Linked DNA regions of Homo sapiens: region 2 is linked to region 1. Evidence: read pairs that join two places in POLR2A ChIA-PET (ENCODE). Cell type or tissue: GM12878. All regions are shown on one strand. Each heading gives the region's core, and the rest is flanking DNA. Links, peaks and the distances in the headings are about the cores only.

The links. ChIA-PET counts read pairs that join two places held together with the same protein. Peaks named below come from ENCODE experiments on the same cell type or tissue, not always from the same donor. Only the 100,000 strongest peaks of a DNase experiment are listed, where the experiment ranks them.
Region 2: POLR2A ChIA-PET joins it to region 1 with 5 read pairs; 3 of 35 experiments call an interaction of 5 or more read pairs at or near these places.

Annotation. Positions count from the first base shown.
Region 1 is chr14:49,990,167-49,995,734 of GRCh38, forward strand. It overlaps LINC01588 (long intergenic non-protein coding RNA 1588), which reads right to left. Exons shown (of 4, transcript NR_126498.1): 2 at 2,612-2,707; 3 at 2,090-2,159. It overlaps LOC105370485 (a long non-coding RNA gene), which reads left to right. Exons shown (of 4, transcript XR_007064159.1): 4 at 1-1,347. Among named protein-coding and RNA genes, the nearest start is that of LINC01588, 15 kb to the right of the region's middle. In GM12878, for the core only: no CTCF peak of the experiment used is centred there; DNase peaks (open chromatin) are centred at 2,563, 2,995, 3,412 and 3,595; H3K27ac peaks cover 947 bases.
Region 2 is chr14:50,218,009-50,223,367 of GRCh38, forward strand. All of the region lies in intron 1 of SOS2 (SOS Ras/Rho guanine nucleotide exchange factor 2), which reads right to left. Among named protein-coding and RNA genes, the nearest start is that of SOS2, 11 kb to the right of the region's middle. In GM12878, for the core only: no CTCF peak of the experiment used is centred there; no DNase peak of the experiment used is centred there.

The DNA of each region.
Region 1 (5,568 bases), core at 291-5,290:
TGATGATTCGGAGAAGACCAGCCCCACTCAGCTGCTGTTGCCAACCAACCATAGTTCTTGTTACCCTGGGCCACAAGTGCCTTATCCACTAGATTGAGAAAGTTAATGCCAGAGGGAAGTGAGAAACTAACTATGGAAGAGTGGACCCATGTTGCAAAAACAAAGTTCTAGGGAAAGACGTGAACAAAGATGGGTGAGTATGAATGGGGTCTGACTGGAACATGGCAGAGAAGAAATTCAACTATGCAATGAGATAAAGCAAAGATTCTAATGAAAGACTGATGTGGTCATAAACAAACAAACAAACAAACAAAAAACAGGTGCCCAATGAATACTTCTAACTGAAAAAAAATCTGAAGATGCTGGTCAGAGGATCCTCAGGAGGGAAAAAACCTGACTTTCCTTGGTAAGGGCCTGTGGAGCAAGTAATTGCAGCTTGAACCATGGGGTCTCCTTGGAGCTGCGGGCACCAAGCATCAGATCTGAACACAGAAGCTGGGCCAGTTTGTTAAGTAGGGTGCGGCAGAGACTGTTAGTTGCCTATCCAATATCCAGTCTCCTCTTTTTCCTTGGTCACATAACCCAGATTTTAATCTGGGTGGCAGTGTGCTCAGCTGAAAGACTACACTTGGAAGCCACATTTGCAGCCTGAGGGCCAGTGAGACATAAGCAGAAGTTGTTGGGTAGTCTTCTGTGGACTCCTTAAGAGGGAATAGACTACTCACAGACTCCTTTTTCTCCTTCTCCCTTCCTTCCATGCCTTTCTGGAACAGGAAGTTTAACATGATGATTGGCGCTCTAGCTGTCACATTGGACCATGAAGTTATGTTGTTTTTTTTTTTAATTAATTTTTAGTTTTATTTCAGTGGTTTTGGGGGTATAGGTGGTTTTTGATTCCACGGATAGGTTCTTTGGTGGTGATTTCTGAGATTTTAGAGCAGTGTACACTGTACCCAATATGTAGTCTCTTATCCCTCACCCCTCCCAACTTCTCCCCACACCGAGTCCCCAAAGTCCGCTATGTCATTCTTATACCTTTGCATCCTCATAGCTTAGGAAGTGATCTTGAAGATGAAAGCCATATTCTAAGGATGGCAGGACGAAAAGATAAAACTTTGATGATGCTGTATCTCCCATACCAGCCAGACTCCAGCCTTCTTTTATATGAGAGAGAAATAAGCTTCTATGTTGTTGAAAACACTGTTACTTCTTCATTCACCCAGGACATCACAAGCTTAGTGATCTTGGAAAGGCTTTGACAGAGGAGTGAAAAACTGGCGTGTTTTGGTTTGTTTATTTGTTTCAGTTAAATAAACTGTAAGACAAAGGTGATTTAAAATGACAAAATATAGTCTCTGAGCTCAGTCATAAAAAGGAATCAAGGGATTATGTAATTGTATTATGTATTTATTTGGTCTAAACAAAAAAGAGCTTTATTCTCTCATGTAAGTGAGTAGTCCGGAGGTCACGTGGGCTTCAGATAAGGCCTCATGAACAGCTGGACGAGACAATGAAGACCCAGTGTCTTTCTGTCTCTTCTTAGTCTCCATGGTGACGGCTTTATTCTTGGGCTGTCTTGCCAGATGATCACAAGATGGCTGCCAGACACAACCTGAGTTATGGATGTCCTCATTCACATTTCCTCAGAGAAAGGAAACTTCTTTCCCAGAAGCCCCTGGCAAAGTCACCTTGCATTGGCCTGCATTGGGTGACTATCCCTAAGCCAATCTCTGGAGCTAGGATGATAGGGGTCACTGGTTGGTTTAAACCTCCCAAGGTCTACCCAGAGAATTGCAATGATGTTAATCCCTGCCAACAGCATGGCTAGGAAGTATGGGACCCTGTTAGGAAAGAGAAAAGAAGAAAAATGCCTGTGGGGAGGCCACCCTATGCCCTATATTTTTCCTCGTCATCCTCACCAGGTAGTGTTATTTAAAGGACTTTAATATTTTAAAAGGCAAATTGCTCCCAAAAGGTCTATTGCCCTCAAATTTCATTTTCAGTAGCCTGAAACCCAGTATTAGACTTATTGATTTGGGGTAAGGCGCGGGATTTCCTGAAAAACCTTTGCTTCATTCATTCAACTTACCTCATTCATTAATTCCTCGGTAGACATTTCTTGGGTGCTGGTTATGTGTCATACACTCTGCAGGTCTTGCCTGAGAGGATAAACACATCATAAGCCATTAGGATCGGTGGCACTAGCACATGGGGCACTTGTACTCTTTATGAAGGTCGGGAAGCAAGTAGGAGGGCACGGGAGACAGGACAGGTAAGTTTTGATCGTGAGGAGGGAAGAGGCCTAGGAGTTGGGCATAGGGTGATGCCCAGAGAGACTGCACCTGCATGAGTCCCTCAGTGAGGACCCGGGGTGGGCTCTTAGTTCTTTGAAACTCAGAAAGGGAGACTGCTGTGAGGGCTGCATTTGGGGACTTGAAGCAGTGCCTGTTTTGCCGTCTTATGAGGGCAGGCTTTGTAATTGGGGTTTCCAGTCCCCCAGTTAGGAAGTCTCTGGGGGAAAGATGACTAGAGTCTGTGGTTCTTGATTTGGGCTTGGAGAGGATTTGGGGGTAAGATGCTAGGAAATGAGAGTGAAATCTCTGAAACTTACAGGAAGAATCTTCCCCAGTCCAGCTTGTCTGCTGCTCTCCTGACGCTGGAACAGCTTCTCAGGAGTTTTCCATTTTTCATGGCACAATTCTTTCTCCTGCAAGGATAAGAGAATAAGAGCTTCATAACCCAAATAGTTCACAGCGTGGTATTCGCCTCTATTTAAAATCATCTCCCATTGGGTTCAATTAACAATGTACATGTCAAATTATGTCACACCCATTACTTGCTCTAATTTGGTCAGGCTGGGTCAGGCAGTCCCTGAACTGATGGAGCTGTTAACCTCCCAGCAGAGAGTCACGGTGGCTGTGCCTGCACTGCCCTTGGCCTTGGCTGTGTCAGGGCAGAACACTGTACTGGGAAAGTACCAGGCAGTGCTGCAGGAAAGGTCAAGTTCGTGACGACAGTGACCAGTCATCAAGCCCTTTACCAGAGCTTTGCCTCTAGAGATGACTATGTGAATTGAATCGTGGCTCTGTCATTTAGCAGCTGTGTGATCTTGGGCACGTGAACTTTTCTGAGCCTCATTTTCCACATCTGTAAAATGAGACTATTATAACACTTCATTTATATTTATACTTTTAATTATATTGATATTTATTTCACTAGGGTTGTAGTGAGGATTAAATGCCATAATGCATGTAAAGTGTTTTGCATAATGCCTGGCACTTAGGATTAACTCAATACCAGCTATTTAGTAGTAGTATTTAATTTTTAAAAAATCTTGTTTGGTCCCTCAAAACTGGGATTCCTTCTGAGATCACATTCAGGAAATATTTCATCAGCCCTCAAGAAACTCGGAGAAGACAGGCAGTCTTTCCTGGAACGGGTAGAGGGGAACCAAAGGATCTGCAATGGTACCTAGACATCAGGATTATTAATATGTGTGCCAAGAGCAACCCTGACTTTAAGAACACCTCTGTGTGGGCACAGAAAGCTTCTTTTTCTGCCTTGGGGTTTCACAGGTCAATCAATCTGTGTGGTCAATCTTTGTGCGGTCAATCTGCAGAGCCCCAAGGGAGAAGGTAGAAGGGTGCTGGGCACTCTCTCCATTTTAAGTAGAGGTAAACTGGCTGGGCGTGGTGGCTCACGCCTGTAATCCCAGTACTTTGGGAGGCCAAGATGGGCGGATCATGAGGTCAGGAGATCGAGACCATCCTGGCTAATACGGTGAAACCCCGTCTCTACTAAAAATACAAAAAAATTAGGTGGGCGTACTGGTGGGTGCCTGTAGTCCCAGCTACTCAGGAGGCTGAGGCAGGAGAATGGTGTGAACCCGGGAGGCGGAGCTTGCAGTGAGCCGAGATCGCGCCACTGCACTCCAGCCTGGGTGACAGAGCGAGACTCCGTCTCAAAATAAATAAATAAATAAATAGAGGTAAACTGAGGCACAGAGAAGTCTCCACACACATGTACAGTACTTTTCATCCCCTCTCAAAAAACAAGGGAAACTGTACTAATTGTAGAGCTAGAGGCAGAATCTCTTGCCCAGAGAGACTTGAGACTGAGGCCAATATTGGGGAAAATTACCTTGGTTTACTTTACAAGCACAAAGGCTATGCTTCTTACCCTCTCTCCACATCCAAAAATCTCTGGGGTACATCGGCAGCCTCCTTTATGGTACATCCAGGAGATAGATAGTGTGTTGTGGAAAAAGCCCTGGGTTGTAGTCAAGAAACTTGTCCTGTAATCCCAGTCCTGCGAAACCAGCGATGTGGCCTTGGAAATGTCACTGAACATAGTACTGTACTTGAGAAACTGAATGGAAGGGTTTGGGCTACACCAATGGTTCCCAAACCTGGCTGCTCATGAGAATCTATGTGTGTGCATATGTGCATGTGTGCGTGTGTGTGTGCTGGGGCAGGGGTAGCTGGAGCCTAGGAATCTGTATGTTGTTTTTTGTTTGTTTTTTGAGACAGAGTCTCACTCTGTCACCCAGGCTGGAGTGCAGTGGCACAATCTTGACTCACTGCAACCTCCGCCTCCTAGGTTCAATTGATTCTCCCACCTCAGCGTCCCAAGTAGCTGGGATTACAGGTGTGAGCCACCACGCCTGGCTGGAATCTGTACTTTGGAAATGTTTACATGATTATCAAGAGCAGTCACTGTTGGGGACCCTGGGAGCAGATGCTTTCTAGAGTGTCTTGCTAGGCTCTAACATTTTCTGACTCCAAAGCCTCTTTCAGCACATTCCACACAATTCAGTCCAAAGGCGATGTCAGCCCTCACAGTCAGCTCCCATGAGCAAATCAGTGTGTGATTCCGCATGTACCAGGCTGTCTGTGTGCTCGGGCCCTGGGTCCTGTCTGTTTCTTGGTTAATTTGGCATTGAAGCCTGCATCTTGGGCTCACCTGGGGCCAGTAGCGCCTGGACCCTGACTTGCTCCAGAGGGGCCTTCTTGCCATTGTGCTGTGGTCTAGAACACCAGCTGCACCTGCCCTGAGTCCAAGAGCAGATTAGGAAACCTGACCAGCCTCCCCTGCACCCTTGAGGCCAGCGTCCTTCACAGGAGTTTTGAATTCACAGAAATGTGTCTCCAGCTGTCTCAGAGTTATGAAAAGTCTCTGTGTTAATAAGGAGCTATGGAACGCCAGGGCTAAAGCTGTCTTTAACTCTTCTTTCAAAACATTCAATCCTGACATTCTTTGGCTTAGTAAATGGGGAGGAGGCTTTTGCATTTGTGTGGGGGCGAAGGAAGGCATAAACTGCGGCTCCCAGGGCTGACTTCTGTCCAGGAAACACAGGTCTAGACGTCCTCTGAGTGGCAGAGAGAACAGGAGAGTGGGACTCTGTGGTGGGAGTGACACTGTGGCCCCTCGCCTGCAGGACACTCCAAGCAAGTGGGGTGGGGCTGCATGGGTGAGTGTTGGGGTGCAGTGAGCAGAGGAGGGGGTGCTGTGTGCTCACCCACCATGTGCTCTTGCCCACTACTGTTGGGTAGGACCACAATCTAGTGT
Region 2 (5,359 bases), core at 286-5,285, 230 kb after region 1:
TAGTATAGGCCAGGTGCAGTGGCTTATGCCTGTAGTCCCAGAACTTTGGGAGGCTGAGGCAGGATGATCATTTGAGGCCAGGAGCTTAAGACCAGCCTAGGCAACACAGCAAGACCCTATCTCTTAAAAACAAAAAAAAAAAAAGAAAGAAAGAAAAAGATAAAAAGATAGTATTAAGAGAATGGTATATAATGAAACTTCGATAAAAGGAAAAAAAAAAAAAAAAAAAAAAGGCCGAGTGAGATGGCTCATGCCTGTAATCCCAGCACTTTGGGAGGCCAAGGTGGGTGGATTCCTTGAGGCCAAGAGTTTGAGATCAGCCTGGGCAACATGGCAAAATCCTGTCTCTACTAAAAATACAAAAATTAGCAGGGCATGATGGTGGGTGCCTGCAATCCCAGCTACTTGGGAGGCTGAGGTGAAAGAATCGCTCGAACCCGGAAGGCGGAGGGTGCAGTGAGCTGAGATTGTGCCACTGCACTCCAGCCTGGGCGACAGAGCAAGACTCCATCCCCCCAAAAAAAAACAAAAACAAAAACAAAAAAACAAAACAACTCAACAAAAATGGGCCAAAGATCTGAACAAACACTTCACCAAAGAAGATATATGGAAGGCAAATAAAAACATGAAAGATGTTGAACATCATTAATCACTAGGGAAATGCAAACTAAAACCACAAAGTACCATTACACTGCTATTAGAATGGCTAAAATTAAATTACCAAGTATTGGCAGGAGGAACAGGATCTCTTATATTGCTGGTGGGAATGTAAAACTATACAACCACTTTAGAAAACAGTTTGAAAGTTTCTTAAAAAGTTAAGCAGCCAGGCGTGGTGGCTCATGGCTATAATCCCAGCACGTTGGGAGGCCGAGACGAGTGGATCATGAGGTCAAGAGATCGAGACCATCCTGGCCAATACAGTGAAACCCTGTCTCTACTAAAAATAGAAAAATTAGCCGGGCGTGGTGGGGCGTGCCTGTAATCTCAGCTTCTCAGGAGGCTGAGGCAGGAGAATCACTTGAACCCGGGAAGCGGAGGTTGCTGTGAGTCAGGATTACACCACTGCTCTCCAGCCTGGCAACAGAGCAAGATTTCGTCTCAAAAAAAAAAAAAAGTTAAGCATCCACCTACTATCCGATCCAACCACTCTTTGGTAATTACCAGCAATTTCCATTCTTTGTATTGAAACATATCTTCATACAAAGACTTGTACACAAATATACATAGCAGCTTTATTTGAATAGCCAAGATCTGAAAAACTAAATGTACATAAATAAGTGAATGGATAAACAAGCCACAGTATATCTACACAATGGAATACACTACTGAGCAATAAAAAGGAATGAACTATTGATACATGCAACATAAATGAATCTAAAATAATCATGCTGAAAGCCAGATTGAAAAAAAAGAGTATGTACTGTATGATTCTATCAGTATTAATATAAAACTCTAGAAAATGCAATCGATAATGACAGAAAACAGATTAGTGATGGCTTGGGATGTCTCCTGAGAGTGGGGAGAAATAGGAGGGAGAATTACAGTCAAGAGGAAATTTATGGGGCTGAAGGATATGTCTACTAGCTTTACTGGGATGGTTTTACTGTGTATATATAACTTATCACATTGTTGAAAACATCAAATTGTACATTGTAAATATATGTACTGTAAATATATACTTTATATCAATTACATCCCAGTAAGGTTTTAAAAAATAATTCTAAAATATAATATTCTAAGGCAACATTTTTCTAATCAAAGTGTATAATTAAAAATTGAAACCACAGCTGCATACTCTAAACTCATTAAGATCAGGAACCATTTCTCGTTTGTTTTTTGGGGGGCAGGGGAGAGGTGTGGAGACAGAATCTTGCTCTGTCACCCAGGCTGGAGTGCAGTGGTGTGATCACCACTCACTGTTAAGCCTCGAACTCCTGGGCTCAAGTGATCCTTCCACCTCAGCCTCCCTTGTGACTGGGACTACAGGTGGGCACTACCACACCAGCTCCCATTTCTTGTTTTCGGTCTCCTCCTCCTATTTCCCTACACCTGTATGCTTAGCATACAGGTAATCTAGTATGTCATTAAAAGAACAGACCCTGCATTGGGCCAGGCGCGGTGGCTCACGCCTGTAATCCCAGCACTTTGGGAGGCCGAAGCGGGCAGATCACGAGGTCAGGAGATCGAGACCATCCTGGCTAACATGGTGAAACCCCATCTCTACTAAAAATACAAAAAAAAAAACTTAGCTGGGCGTGGTGGCGGGCGCCTGTAGTCCCAGCTACTAGGGTGGCTGAGGAAGGAGAATGGCGTGAACCCGGGAGGCAGAGCTTGCAGTGAGCCAAGATAGCACCACTGCACTCCAGCCTGGGCGACAGAGCGAGACTCCATCTCAAAAAAAAAAAAAAAAAGAACAGACCCTGCATAAAGAAAGCACTCAGTAAATACTTGTTAAATAGATTCACAGCAGCAAACAGATCTCTTGGCCTCACTGAAATTATCTGGATACTGGAAAAAATTTTAAACTCCATAAAATTTGTTTTCATTTCACTGGAAATGTATCTGGAGACCTGGTTCTCATACAACATTATAAATGAAGGAATTCCCTCTCTTACGTTTCTCTATTCCTCCCACTGTCCATTAATAATTCTCAGAGTCCATGCTCTTAATTAGGTACTTTCAGCAGGCTTTCACAATGTAAGTTTATTTAAAATGCAGATAAGTACAGGCCAAGAAGCTATTTCTACTTAATATTAGGTGAGAGCTTACCATAATATAATCAAATATGTAAAAAAGATTAGCTGAAGCAAAAATTTTTGTCATCAAAGTTTTCTTTGAATGGCCTATGACCCAGAAGCACCTTCCCATAAAGGCAGGTCATTTGCTTGTAAACCCAAGACAGTACAGGCTAGAAAAATGGTTCCCAATTTGTTCCAGTGGCAGATCATTTGGAAATCAGTGTTCTTTGCAGAACGTGAAATTTTAAGACTCATATTCTATCACAGCAGGGACAATGCTAGTAATGACTTTAAAACTTAAAATCAAACTACAGGAACATGTTTCTAAGAAAAAAACCAAAAAGTATTAAAAGCCATTTTCCCTTTAAAACCTCCATGATCATTCGCTCATTTATTTTACAATCTTTCACTACTCACTAGCAAGTAAATTGCAGCAGACAACAAAGATTTTTTTTTCTAATTTATGGAAGAAAAATAAAATTGAAAAAATAATTGCTTTTTTTCCCCTGTGAACTGGGAAAAGATCGCTATTAAATTTGTTTCATTCACTTATGTTTAATAAATTCCCAGGCCAAACACCCACGTCTGTCAGGACACTTTCTAAACAGCCATATGTACTCTTTCCTAAAGAAGATCTGCCTGACAAGGTGCCTGCACACAGTGAGTAAAGCAGGGTCTCCTTTTATACCTGTTTTCACAGTTGCCCTCTCATTTTACTAAGAAAGGCAGATCTCTCACTTATCTTGAAATTCTCTATAGGATACATGTTGCTCTGAAGTGCAATAAATAAATCCTAGACACTAAACAAAGAGATAATTACAAATATTTTCATTTAAGTATCTTGCCTCTTCCATCCTCTAGCCTAGTGGAAAAATACATCCTCCTGAGGGGACAGGCCCATGAAAATAAAAAGAAAGCATCTTTAAGATTTTTAAAAAATTAGCCAAGTGTGGTGGCATGTGCCTGCAGTCCTAGCTACTCAGGAGGCTGAAATGGGAGGATCGCTTGAGCCTGGGAGGTTGAAGCTGCAGTGAGCCATGATCATGCCACTGTACTCCAGCCTGGGTGACAGAATGAGACTTTAATAATAATAATAATAATAATTCAGTTCAAAAGACAGGTTTTAAAGCTTTACGGTTGTAGGGAAAATCCTTTTAAATTCAATATGTAGACTTTTTTGTTGTTGTAAGGAGTATAAATAAAAAAGTGCGATTAAAGACTTAAATCTAAAAATATCATATTAGAATTATGCAGGGGAAATATAATGAAAAAAGTTCACAGAGAAAAAAAGGACAATGTAAAATTTCCAACTTTTAAAGACACACTTTTCATGTGTATTTTTAAAAAATGATGGTGGATATCAAATTATTTTGGTATTTAAATTCCATTCAGCACATTTAAAAGACTGATGCAACTGTTTTACCTTAAAACATCAGTATTTATAACACATATGAAATTACATCTACTGCAACTATTTAAATGTAAAATGAAAATTTCTAGATGTCAGCATAAAAATGTGCAAGTTTTTCAAAATTCTTTTGGGGATACACAGCAAAAAAAGTTAGAAAACTCCTAATTTAGGAGAAAGAATCAAGTAGATTCAGTGATGAATACATGTTAGCCTGGCATGAGAAAGAGGGGAAGAATGATGACTAGGTTTCTGGCTTGAGAACTGGATACATCATTTATATTGGAGATACAGGTTTATGGGAAAAAATACTGTGAACACTGATGTGGGACTGTCTGGGAAGCAGGAGGATGTAGCAGTTTTAGATAGGCTGTAAGAGAAAATCTCTCCAAGAAAATGATGTCTGACTATAAAGACCTAAAGGAGGTAAAAGGGCCAGCCACGTGATTATCTGAGGGAAGGGTGTTTCAGGTAGAAAATTCAGCAAGTACAAAAGTCCTAAGACTAAAACATGTCTACGTTATAGAAACAAGAAAGCCAGTATGGGGCAGAAGCAGAACAAACAAGGGACAATATTAAAGAGGTCAGAGAGGTAAAAGCGGGAGGTGGGGCAGCCCTAGACTGCAGAGGGCCTAGTAAACCTTTGGGAGGACTTTTTTGACTTTTATTCTGAGAAGCACTGAGAGGGTTTTGAACAAAGGAGTGAAATGATCTCACTTATCTCTTTGTGTTTGGGGAGAAAAAGAAACTAAATAGGACAAGAGCAGATGATCAGAGACCAGTTGAAAAGATATTTCAATATTCCAGGAGATTGGTGATGATGACTTGGTTCCAGGTGGTAAAAGTCAAAAAGTATAAAACGGTAACTAAATATATAGTTTGAGGTAGAGCTAAAAGGATGTGCTGACAAATTAGATGTGTGGTATAAAAAAAGACAATATTCAAGAATAACTTAAGATTTTTAGTTTGAGCAACCGGAAGGATGGAGTAGCCATTTATTGATATGTTAACCACTACAAAAGAAACAAGTTTGCAGGGGAAGAAAAGGATACAGTGTTGGTTGAGATGCCTCTGTGGAAATATCAAGTAAAAAGTTGGCCGGGTGTGGTGCTTCATGCCTGTAACTCAAACACTTTGGAGGCTGAGGCAGGAGGAATGCTTGGGCCCAGGAGTTGGAGACCAGTTTATGCAACACAGTAAGACCCTGTCT